2 separate regions of the Homo sapiens genome follow, and region 1 is linked to region 2. A link is an interaction called in ENCODE POLR2A ChIA-PET data of the cell type or tissue named here. Cell type or tissue: GM12878. All regions are shown on one strand. Each heading gives the region's core, and the rest is flanking DNA. Links, peaks and the distances in the headings are about the cores only.

Evidence for each region. ChIA-PET counts read pairs that join two places held together with the same protein. Peaks named below come from ENCODE experiments on the same cell type or tissue, not always from the same donor. Only the 100,000 strongest peaks of a DNase experiment are listed, where the experiment ranks them.
Region 1: POLR2A ChIA-PET joins it to region 2 with 5 read pairs; 2 of 35 experiments call an interaction of 5 or more read pairs at or near these places.

The regions. Positions count from the first base shown.
Region 1 is chr5:50,594,441-50,600,322 of GRCh38, forward strand. No RefSeq gene overlaps it. Among named protein-coding and RNA genes, the nearest start is that of PARP8, 69 kb to the right of the region's middle. In GM12878, for the core only: no CTCF peak of the experiment used is centred there; no DNase peak of the experiment used is centred there.
Region 2 is chr5:50,712,155-50,718,036 of GRCh38, forward strand. The region is part of intron 2 of PARP8 (poly(ADP-ribose) polymerase family member 8); the gene reads left to right. Among named protein-coding and RNA genes, the nearest start is that of PARP8, 48 kb to the left of the region's middle. In GM12878, for the core only: no CTCF peak of the experiment used is centred there; no DNase peak of the experiment used is centred there; H3K4me3 peaks cover 424 bases; H3K27ac peaks cover 1,075 bases.

The sequences.
Region 1 (5,882 bases), core at 442-5,441, 120 kb before region 2:
AATTTAATTGAATTTGTAGCACAGCTATAAATTTTTTATTAAAAAATTAATTCTTCCTGGCCAGGCAAGGTGGCTCACGCCTGTAATCCCAGCACTTTGAAAGGCTAAGGCGGGCAGATCACCTGAGGTCAGGAGTTTAAGACCAGCCTGGCCAACATGGTGAAACCCCGTCTCTATAAAAATACAAAAATTAGCCTAGCATGATGGTGGGTGCTTGTAATCCCAGCTACCCAGGAGGCTGATGTGGGAAAAGTGCTTGAGCCCAAGACTGGAAGTTTGCAGTGAGCTGAGATCATGCCATTGCACTCCAGCCTGGGCAAAAGAGCAAGACTCCATCTAAAAAAAAAAAAAGATTTTTCTAATTAGTTATATATTCAGGTAGAAGGGAGGACAAATTCTTATTGAACCAATACAAATAACTACATAGTCACAAAAAGTAAATGTTTTTATTAAAGAAACTTTGTGTAAGAATTAACCAATATTGCTAATTAAGAGTATGTTAATAGACAAAACCAAATATTGTATGTCACAATTCTTTACAAAATAATTATTTGTATGTTTTTCTTGGCAATTTATTAGCTTTGTTTTTATATTAAGAATTTCTACAAGGTATTTTTTTCCTCAACACTAAGAATTCAGAGTGTTTTATTTAGTTTTTACAAATTCAATAATTTGTAAATTTAATTGGAGGTTAAAGATAGATTAAGAAGAAAGAAAATGGGTTTCTCTCATGTTCATTAAAGTAGAAAATTAAACTAACCTCAATTAAATCGCTTTATTGAGGTCCTTTAATCCTAAATAACAACCTCTTGTCATGCTGGTCTTGAGTTAAGCAGTCTGCTTTCATGAATTCATCTGCTTCTACATTGTGAGTGTCTTGGAAATCCTGACTCATTTACTTGGTATAGTTGGAATATTGTTTGTGGGGACAAGGTCAGCCTATTCTTGGAGGCCTATATCCATGAGTCAATTTCCTGTGGTATCAACAGTATCAACAGTGTCTGCTACGGTTTTTACTGGAGCTCTTTTGATATTTCTTCCAGATGACTTAAATTCTGATTGGCGCTTTGTAGAAAGGCTTTTAGGTATGCTTAAAGGGAAAGAAGGGCTGGGCACAGTGGCTCATGTCTGTAATCCCAACACTTTAGGAGGCTGAGGCAGGTGGATCACTTGAGGTCCGGAGTTTGAGACCAGCCTGGACAACATGGTGAAACCCTGTCTCTACTGAAAATAGAAAAATTAGCCATGCGTGGGGGTGGGCACCTGAATATAGCTACTCAGGAGGCTGAGGTAGGAGAACAGCTTGAACCCGACAGGCAGAGTTTGCGGTGAGCTGAGATCACACCACTGCACTCTAGCCTGGGCAACAGAGAGAGATTCCATCTAAAAAAAAAAAAAAAAGCAGCGGGGATAGGGGGAGGAGATGTTGTTGATAATAAAACTGTAAAGTTTGGTTAATTTTTTGTCATAGCAAACAACATCACAATGGGGGATAGTGGCATTCTCTGTTGAGGCATAATACATACTCATTTAATGAAATTTTAATCAGTGATTACCATAAAAGACAGAACACATTAAGAACAATTAGTGCATCCTGATACCTCTCCAGGGCCTTTAATTTTCCCCACAAAGCAGATATTATTATTTGTCACCAACTGATGTTTACTTCTTTTTTTTAATTATTGTACTTTAAGTTTTAGGGTACATGTGCACAACGTGCAGGCTTGTTACATGTGAATACATGTGCCATGTTGGTGTGCTGCACCTATTAACTTGTCATTTGCATTAGGTATATCTCCTAACGCTATCCCTCCCCCCTCCCCCCACCCCACAACAGCCCCCGGTGTGTGATGTTCCCTTTCCTGTGCCCATGGGTTCTCATTGTTCAATTCCCACCTATGAGTGAGAACATGCGGTGTTTGGTTTTTTGTCCTTGCAATAGTTTCCTGAGAATGATGGTTTCCAGCTTCATCCATGTCCCTACAAAGGACGTGAACTCATCATTTTTTATGGCTGTATAGTATTCCATGGTTTATATGTGCCACATTTTCTTAATCCAGTCTATCATTGATGGACATTTGGGTTGGTTCCAAGTCTTTGCTATTGGGAATAGTGCCACAATAAACGTACGGGTGCACGTCTCTTTATAGCAGCATGATTTATAATCCTTTGGGTACATACCGAGTAATGAGATGGCTGGGTCAAATGGTATTTCTAGTTCTAGATCCCTGAGGAATCACCACACCAACTTCCACAATGGTTGAACTAGTTTACAGTCCCACCAACAGTGTAAAAGTGTTCCTATTTCTCCACATCCTCTCCAGCACCTGTTGTTTCCTGACTTTTTAATGATCACCATCCTAACTGGTGTGAGATGGTATCTCATCGTGGTTTTGATTTTCATTTCTCTGATGGCCAGCGATGATGAGCATTTTTTCATGTGTTTTTTGGCTGCACTAATGTCTTCTTTTGAGAAGTGTCTGTTCATATCCTTCGCCCACATTTTGATGGGGTTGTTTGTTTATTTCTTGTAAATTTGTTTGAGTTCATTGTAGATTCTGGATATTAGCCCTTTGTCAGATGAGTAGGTTGCAAAAATTTTCTCCCATTCTGTAGGTTGCCTGTTCACTCTGCTGGTGGTTTCTTTTGCTGTGCAGAAGCTCTTTAGTTTAATTAGATCCCATTTGTCAATTTTGGCTTTAGTTGCCATTGCTTTTGGTGTTGTAGACATGAAGTCCTTGCCCATGCCTATCTCCTGAATGGTATTGCCTGGGTTTTCTTCTAGGTTTTTTATGGTTTTAGGTCTAGCATGTAAGTCTTTAATCCATCTTCAATGAATTTTTGTATAAGGTGTAAGGAAGGGATCCAGTTTTAGCTTTCTGCATATGGCTAGCCAGTTTTCCCAGCACCATTTATTAAATAGGGAATCCTTTCCCCATTGCTTGTTTTTATTAGGTTTCTCAAAGATCAGATAGTTGTAGACATGTGGCATTATTTCTGAGGTCTCTGTTCTGTTCCATTGGTCTATATCTCTGTTTTGGTACCAGTACCATGCTGTTTTGGTTACTGTAGCCTTCTAGTATAGTTTGAAGTCAGGTAGTGTGATGCCTCCAGCTTTGTTCTTTTGGCTTAGGATTGACTTGGCAATGTGGGCTCTTTTTTGGTTCCATGTGAACTTTAAAGTAGATTTTTCCAATTCTGTCAAGAAAGTCATTGGTAGTTTGATGGGGATGGCATTGAATCTATAAATTACCTTGGGCAGTATGGCCATTTTCACGATATTGATTCTTCCTATCCATGAGCATGGAATGCTCTTCCATTTGTTTGTATCCTCTTACATTTTGTTCAGCAGTGGTTTGTAGTTCTCCTTGAGGAGGTCCTTCATGTCCCTTGTAAGTTGGATTCCTAGGTATTTTATTCTGTTTGAAGCAATTGTGAATGGGAGTTCACTCCTGATTTGGCTCTCTGTTTGTCTGTTATTGGTGTATAAGAATGCTTGTGATTTTTGCACATTGATTTTGTATCCTGAGACTTTGCTGAAATTGCTTATCAGCTTAAGGAGATTTTGGGCTGAGACGATGGGGCTTTCTAGATATACAATCATGTCATCTGCAAACAGGGACAATTTGACTTCCTCTTTTCCTAATTGAATACCCTTTATTTCCTTCTCCTGCCTGACTGCCCCGGCCAGAAATTCCAACACTACATTGACTAGGAGTGGTGAGAGAGGGCATCCCTGTCTTTTGCCAGTTTTCAAAGGGAATGCTTCCAGTTTTTGTCCATGCAGTATGATATTGGCTGTGGGTTTGTCATAGATAGCTCTTATTATTTTGATATATGTCCCATCAATACCTAATTTATTGAGAGTTTTTAGCATGAAGCGTTGTTGAATTTTGTCAAAGGCCTTTTCTGCATCTAATGAGATAGTCATATGGTTTTTGTCTTTAGTTCTGTTTATATGCTGGATTACGTTTATTGATTTTCATATTTTGAACCAGCCTTGCATCCCAGGGATGAAGCCCACTTGATCATGGTGGATAAGCTTTTTGATGTGTTGCTGGATTCAGTTTGCCAGTTTTTATTGAGGATTTTTGCATCAATGTTCATCAAGGATATTGGTCTAAAATTGTCTTTTTTTGTTGTGTCTCTGCCCAGCTTTGGTATCAGGACGATGCTGGCCTCATAAAATGAGTTAGGGAGGATTCCCTCTTTTTCTATTGATTGGAATAGTTTCAGAAGGAATGGTACCAGCTCCTCCTTGTACCTCTGGTAGAATTTGGCTGTGAATCCATCTGGTCCTGGACTTTTTTTGGTTGGTAAGCTATTAATTATTGCCTCAATTTCAGAGCCTGTTATTGATCTATTCAGAGATTCAACTTCTTCCTGGTTTAGTCTTGGGAGGGTGTATGTGTCGAGGAATTTATCCATTTCTTCCAGAGTTTCTAGTTTATTTGCATAGAGGTGTTTATAGCATTCTCTGATGGTAGTTTGTACTTCTGTGGGATTGGTGTTGACATCCCCTTTGTCATTTTTTATTGCATCTATTTGATTCTTCTCTCTTTTCTTCTTTATTAGTCTTGCTAGCGGTCTATCAATTTTGTTGATCTTTTCAAAATAACAGCTCCTGTATTCATTGATTTTTTGAAAGGTTTTTTGTGTCTCTATTTCCTTCAGTTCTTATCTGATCTTAGTTATTTCTTGCCTTCTGCTAGCTTTTGAATGTGTTTGCTCTTGCTTCTCTAGTTCTTTTAATTGTGATGTTAGGGTGTCAATTTTGGATCTTTCCTGCTTTCTCTTGTTGGCATTTAGTGCTATAAATTTCCCTCTACACACTGCTTTGAATGTGTCCCAGAGATTCTGGTATTTTGTGTCTTTGTTCTCATTGGTATCAAAGAAAATCTTTATTTATGCCTTCATTTCATTATGTACCCAGTAGTCATTCAGGAGCAGGTTGTTCAGTTTCCATGTAGTTGAGCGATTTTGAGTGAGTTTCTTAATCCTGAGCTCTAGTTTGATTACACTGTGTTCTGAGAGACAGTTTGTTATAATTTCTGTTCTTTTACATTTGCTGAGGAGTGCTTTACTTCAAACTATGTGGTCAATTTTGGAATAGGTGTGGTGTGGTGCTGATAAGAATGTGTAATCTGTTGATTTGGGGTGGAGAGTTCTGTAGATGTCTATTAGGTCCACTTGGTGCAGAGCTGAGTTCAATTCCTGGATATCCTTGTTAACTTTCTCTCTCATTGATATGTCTAATGTTGACAGTGGGGTGTTAAAGTCTCCCTTTATTATTGTGTGGGAGTCTAAGTCTCTTTGTAGGTCACTAAGGACTTGCTTTATGAATCTGGGTGCTCCTGTATTGGGTGCATATATATTTAGGATAGTTAGGTCTTCTTGTTGAATTGATCCCTTTACCATGATGTAATGGCCTTCTTTGTCTCTTTTGATCTTTGTTGGTTTAAAGTCTGTTTTATCCGAGACTGGGATTGCAACCCCTGCCTTTTTTTGTTTTCCATATGCTTGGTAGATCTTCCTCCATCCCTTTATTTTGAGCCTATGCGTGTCTCTGCACGTGAGATGGGTTTCCTGTATACAGCACACTGGTGGGTCTTGACTCTTTATCCAATTTACCAGTCTGTGTCTTTTAATTGGAGCATTTAGCCCATTTACATTTAAGGTTAGTACTGTTATGTGTGAATTTGATCCCATCATTATGATGTTAGCTGGTTATTTTGCTTGTTAGTTGATGCAGTTTCTTCCTAGCCTTGATGGTCTTTACAATTTGGCATGTTTTTGCAGTGGCTGGTACCAGTTGTTCCTTTCCATATTTAGTGCTTCCTTCAGGAGCTCTTTTGCGGCAGGCCTGGTGGTGACAAAATCTC
Region 2 (5,882 bases), core at 642-5,641:
AACTAAATTATGTTATGTCCAAAATAATAAGAACAGCATATGCTGACCTTTGGCTGTTGGTTACCATTTTGTAGGCTCCTCCCAGGATTATATATTTAGAAATAGATATTTGGCATTTTATACTTTAAAAAACCCAACTTCTGGGAAATCTTCTGTTTCCCTACAATAAATATGTACAGTTTTGTGGAGCACCTATAATACAACAAAATGAATTGGTCATGTTTTTCATGCTTCAATTATTGTACCGTTGATGGCAGAAACTAACAGGAGCTTTTTAGAATCTATTCAACTTCATATTGTTTTTGTGTTAATATCAGACAACATTTTATTATAAGAAATGTACAAAATAGTAAAAGTTGCAAAGATTCTTGGCAAAACAGTTGACCAGATTTTTAAATTATTGTAGTTCATGATTTCCTCATTTACTCATTCAGTAAGCACTGAGGACCAGGCTCTGCAGGCCACCCTGAATATAGAAGAGTCCCTGTCCTGAAGGCATTCACAGAGCAGGGATGAGATAAAGCAGCAAACATTATAGTATAATGTCATAAGTGACAAGATAAGTGCAGGGAGCCACGGGAGCATGCAGGGTGAGAAAGAAACAAATATGGATCTGGTGGTCAGAAGGAGAAGAAAGATATTTTGGTATAAGGACTGTTTAAAACAGGAAAGAAGGAGGAACAAGGTTTTTTTTTTTTTAAGTTTTGTTGCTAACATTAGGCTTGATTTTATTGTGTTTAGGAGATTTTTTTTTTATTTATGTTAGTGGCATGAGGTAAAGTATTATAATAAACTCAATACAGAGATGTAATAATAACAACTAAAATTTATTCAGTGTTTCTGTGGCAATTAAAAGAGTGAGTATAAGTGCCAGATGGCTTGACTTTCAAAACCACTCATGTCAGATATTTGCTGTGTTATTAGGTTTAGGTATATTAATTGTGCTTTATTTTCCCCATTTATAAAATGGCTGTGAGAGTCATCTATATGTTATAGATCTGTGGTGATGTTTCAATAAGTTAATTATCCAAAGGACTTACAAGAGTGCTTATTCATATTGAGTGCTCAATAAACTTTAGATATTATTATTATTATTATTATTTTGAGACAGGGTCTCACTCTATTGCCCAGGCTGGAGTGCAGTGGTGTGATCTTGGTTCACCACAACCTTGGCCTCCTGGGCTCAAGCAGTTCTCCCACCTCAGCCCTCCAAGTAGTTAGGACTACAGGCATGTGCCACTATGCCTGGCTAATTTTGGTATTTTTTGTAGAGATGGGGTTTTGCCTTGTTGCCCAGGCTGACCTTGAACTTCTGGGCTCATGTGATTTGCTCCCCTGTGCCTCCCATAGTGCTGGGATTACAGGCGTGAACCATCACACCCAGCTATTATTATTATTTGGATAATCTCATTTAATTTTTTCATTAATCTGATAATATAATGTGGTAGACAGAATAATGGCCACCAAGATATCCACATCCTAATCCTGGAACTTGTGAACATATTACCTTATATGGCCAAAAGGAATTTACCAATATGATTAAATTAAGATTTTGAGATGGGGGGATTACCTTGATAATTATGTTGAGCCCAGTGTCATCACATGGATCCTTAGAAGAGGCAGGCGAGTCAGAGAAGGAGATGGGATGAAGGAAGCAGAGGGATAGAGTCAGAGATCTGAAGATGCTCTGCTGCAGCCTAGCAAGATGGAAGGAACCATGAGGCAAGGAATGTGGGCAGATTCTAGAACCTGGAAATGAAAGGAAATGGATTTTCTCCTGGAGCTCCTGGCAGGAATGTGGCCCCCCTGACATCTTGATTCTGGTCTGGTTGAACCCATTTAATTGGAATTCTGACCTACCAGATCTGTAAGATGATACATTTGTGGCATTTTAAGCCACTGATGATTTTTCTTTTCTTTTCTTTCTTTCTTTTTTTTTTTTTTTCCCCAGAATTCATCAAGCACAAAGTTTATTTTGAGGGTATCTGAGTCTGGTTTTCAGAAGAATGCCTAACCCATGTTGGGAAGAGCCCCACATTTTCTTCTCTGTCAAGACTTTTTGGAACTCAATACCTTACACACAACAGCTCACCAACACCGATTGCTGCTTGGCTCAACATAGACAAATAAATTCAAGCTAGGAAGAAGGGATAGGAAATAAGACATTGAAATTCTATCACTATCTTTCCATAATCCTCTTAGAACAGAATTACAGTTTTTCTTTTCTATTTTTTAAACCATTTATTTATTTAATTTTCTGTTTTATTTTACTTTAAGTTCTGGGATACATGTGCTGAACATGCAGGTTTGTTACATAGGTATACATGTGCCATGGTGGTTTGCTGCGCCTATCAACCCGTCATCTAGGTTTTAAGCCCCGCATGCATTAGGTAGCCACTGATTTTGCACAGTATCAATAGAAAACAAATACAAATAGGCATTATTTCCATGTCACAAAGGAAGGAATGTGTTCTGGGGGATTAAGTTATTGCCAAGATTATTGGAAGCTGTGGGGTGCCCACAGGGCTGTGGACTGATAGGCTTTATGATGGAAGCAGTCACACAGAGAAGGAACCAGGGCTTTCCAACTCTATGTGCAGCCTTCCAAGCAGCCCCTGATTTTAGCCTCCCTCCTGCAGCTGACTGTGTGTACAAGACTGGGGCTTTTCCAGGGTCTTTAAGGCAGCCACTGCTTCTGTTATCCTTAGCTGTCATTCCTGTAAGAAGCCCACCACTAGCTTTTCCACACTGTTAGATCACTTCACATTTTTCTAGCCCCTTGTCTTTTTCTAAAAGTGGTAGAAATCTGTCTTCCATGGATTCCTCTTTCATTCTTGCTGTCTTTGTGAATTTATGCTTTTTTTTCCTTTCATTTTCTGTAATTTTAGTAAGAGTTCATCAGGAAACAGTCATCAGTGGCCAGCTAACTATTCCCAACTCAAGCAGCATATCAATTTTTGACCCATGGCAGTGCCTCCTCTCACTTCAGCACTCTCAAAAGACTGCTGCAAACAGTAACGTAAATTCACCCAACATGACCGCAGTGCAAAAGCGTCTCACATGGTCTTTATGAAAGCACCCACAGTTATCGCTCTTTAGTAACCTTTCCATACAGTAGAACAGTAGGCAGGAGGCAAAATGCTCCTCCACACTCTGTCAAAATATGTGTGATGGATATGTTTCATATTTTGGATAAGTTCCTATGAATTCACCTATATTTTTATAACCGTTCTAGGAATTTATTTATACTTTCATGAGCTCCTTCCTCATATTTGAGGAGAGAAGGGAAATTGTAGTGTATACTTTTTGTGGGGGGTTGTGGTGTGTGTCAGAGTGTCATGGTATTCATGAGGATCTAGTATAAAAGCTTGTGATTACTGCAAATAAAGATGACCAAAATTGGTCACTTAATAAGTAACAGATAACATGATTAATCAAAATTTTAAAATTTGTGTTTTTAAACAATTATTTTTCAGACCTCTACACCACAGACAGTAGTAACAAGGGGAACAGGTAAATATTGAGAGAATATAAAAAACTTTAGTGTTTAAATTATAATACATAGTATGTTTACTTTTTAACTTATGTTAGCAAATTTCTATGCTTGTATGAAATTGGCAGTTGAAACTATTAGATTTTTTACAAACAGTTATGTCCAGAGCTTCTGTCTCCTTCTTTTCAGTCTCAAGAATAATATAACCTTTTTTAAAAAAATACTACCTTCTTCATACATAATGGGTAAAGATAAGCACTATATTGGATCCTTATTTGAAGTGTTCAGTTCCCAGCTTTCTCAGTGTAATTCCATTCCTCTTTAACTCCCACTTGGACAAAAGTACATATGAATGAATAAAATTGATGTTGTAGCAAGAATCCAAAATTTACTGTGCTTTATCGAAATGAGTAATTCTTTCCAAAAACTTGCTGTGATTCAAATGATCATGTTATATCCCCATGTTTCCACATAGAGGCTGAGAATAGTTAACTTGGAACCTTCTATGGAGAAGGGAAGAGGCTGGTTATTCCTTACATTAGAATACAAAGGAAGTTAAATTACAAAGGAAGATGACTATGATGTGGCATAGAGTTTTACAAGTGAGATAATAATTATACGATATAGGGTAGTTCTGATTATCAGAGAACAAAGTTCCAACAAATTGAGTTTAATGATCTAATTGGCTTTTATTAGTGATTCATGGATTGGGCGGCTTCTCCTCTGTGAAGTAGGAAGGTGCTCTGCTGAGCTGAGCAGAGGGAGCTGGCTTTATAGGCAGAAAAGGACTGAATTAAGAACAAAAAGTAGATTAATTGTTTCAAAGTTACTTTCCCTACAGGGTAAAAACAGAGGGGATTTCTTTATCATGCTGGCTCAGGTAGACTAGGCCCTTTTCTGTTGGAATCTCCTATTTTATTTTGAAAATTGGCCCATTTTAAAATTCAGCTTATGTGACACCTAGCATGAATGACTCCATTTTAGTTTTGTCTGGTCTTTGGGCTTAGTGCAGGAGCTTAGTCCAAAACAGTGGCCTGTGGTAGGAAATTTCTTTAACATGGTTTAATACCTGTGTCAATACAGTGAATATTATCTTTAATCTGCTCATCAAAGGGTTTGATGATTAAATGAGCTAATGCCTACATAACATTAAGAGTCTCAGATTAAAAGAGTGCTAAAATATTTAGTTTCTTCCTGCTAGTGAATGTAAGCTGTGTTTGAATAAACATACTGTAAGTTTAGTATGTGTTTTATATGTATTCCATCCATAAATTCATTTAACAAATACTAATTGCACACTGATCATGTATCAGCCACTGTTCAGTGTGTTTGCAATACTGTGTTTACAGCAATGAACAAGGCAAGGTAGGCAGGGGAAAGAATCTGTAGAGCATATTAAATAATTTGGATTTTATTCTAACTATGAAGGAAGCCATTGGAAGATTTACTGTAGGAAAGTTACATAATTTGTAAATATATACTGAATTATATAATTTGTAAATAGAAGGCTGTATTCTCTGCATGCAATGAATTATTTGGAAAAACGAAGTTAACAGTCTTGGGGGAGGCTATTAGAGGAGTCCAGGGGAAAAATGATGGTGGCTTGAGTTGGGGTTAAAAAAAGGGGAAATGCAAAGCTGCAGCCCCAGAAAGTAGTGTCTATGAGACTTACGATGGAATGGACAGATATAGGGGGCAAAGGAAAGAAAGGAATCAATCATGAGAATAATGTTTTTGGCCTGAGCAAGTATGTAGATGCTAAAGATAGAGAAGTATGGGAAGAACAGATTTCAGGAGTGGGGAATCAGCAGGTCAAATCAGAAGTTAGATTTCTAGTCTGGAGTTCAAGTGTGAGGTTAGTATATAGGGAAGGTAGATTTGGGTTTCATTGCAATAGAGACGACATTTAAAGCCCAAGAGTAGATGATACAATATCTGTGCAAGCAGAGAAAAAGGTTCCAGGACTGAACCCTGGAATATTCCCATAATTTAGAGGCTAAGCAAGAAGATGGGTTCTGCAGTTGAAACTAAGGAAGGACCATAGGCATAGAAACTGAGAGATCATGGTGTCATAGAAGCCAACAAAAGTGTTTTGATAAAACAATGAATCTTTGCACATGAGGTAAGTTGACCTCATGACTTCCTTCTCTTCATGAAGCAATTTTGCATAATCATTAACTACTCATTGCTACTGAGAGTTCAGCTGTGACAGGGAGAGAGAAGTGACTGATGGATTTAGGATCATGGAGGTTGTTGATTATACTAACAAGCAGAAGCCCAGTTTGATTGGTTTAAAAGGAAAATGGAAACTAAAAAAATGGAAGTAGTGAGTATGGGGACTCTTTCAAGAAACGTTCGTAGGAAGTAGAACAGAGAAATAGGTTGGTAG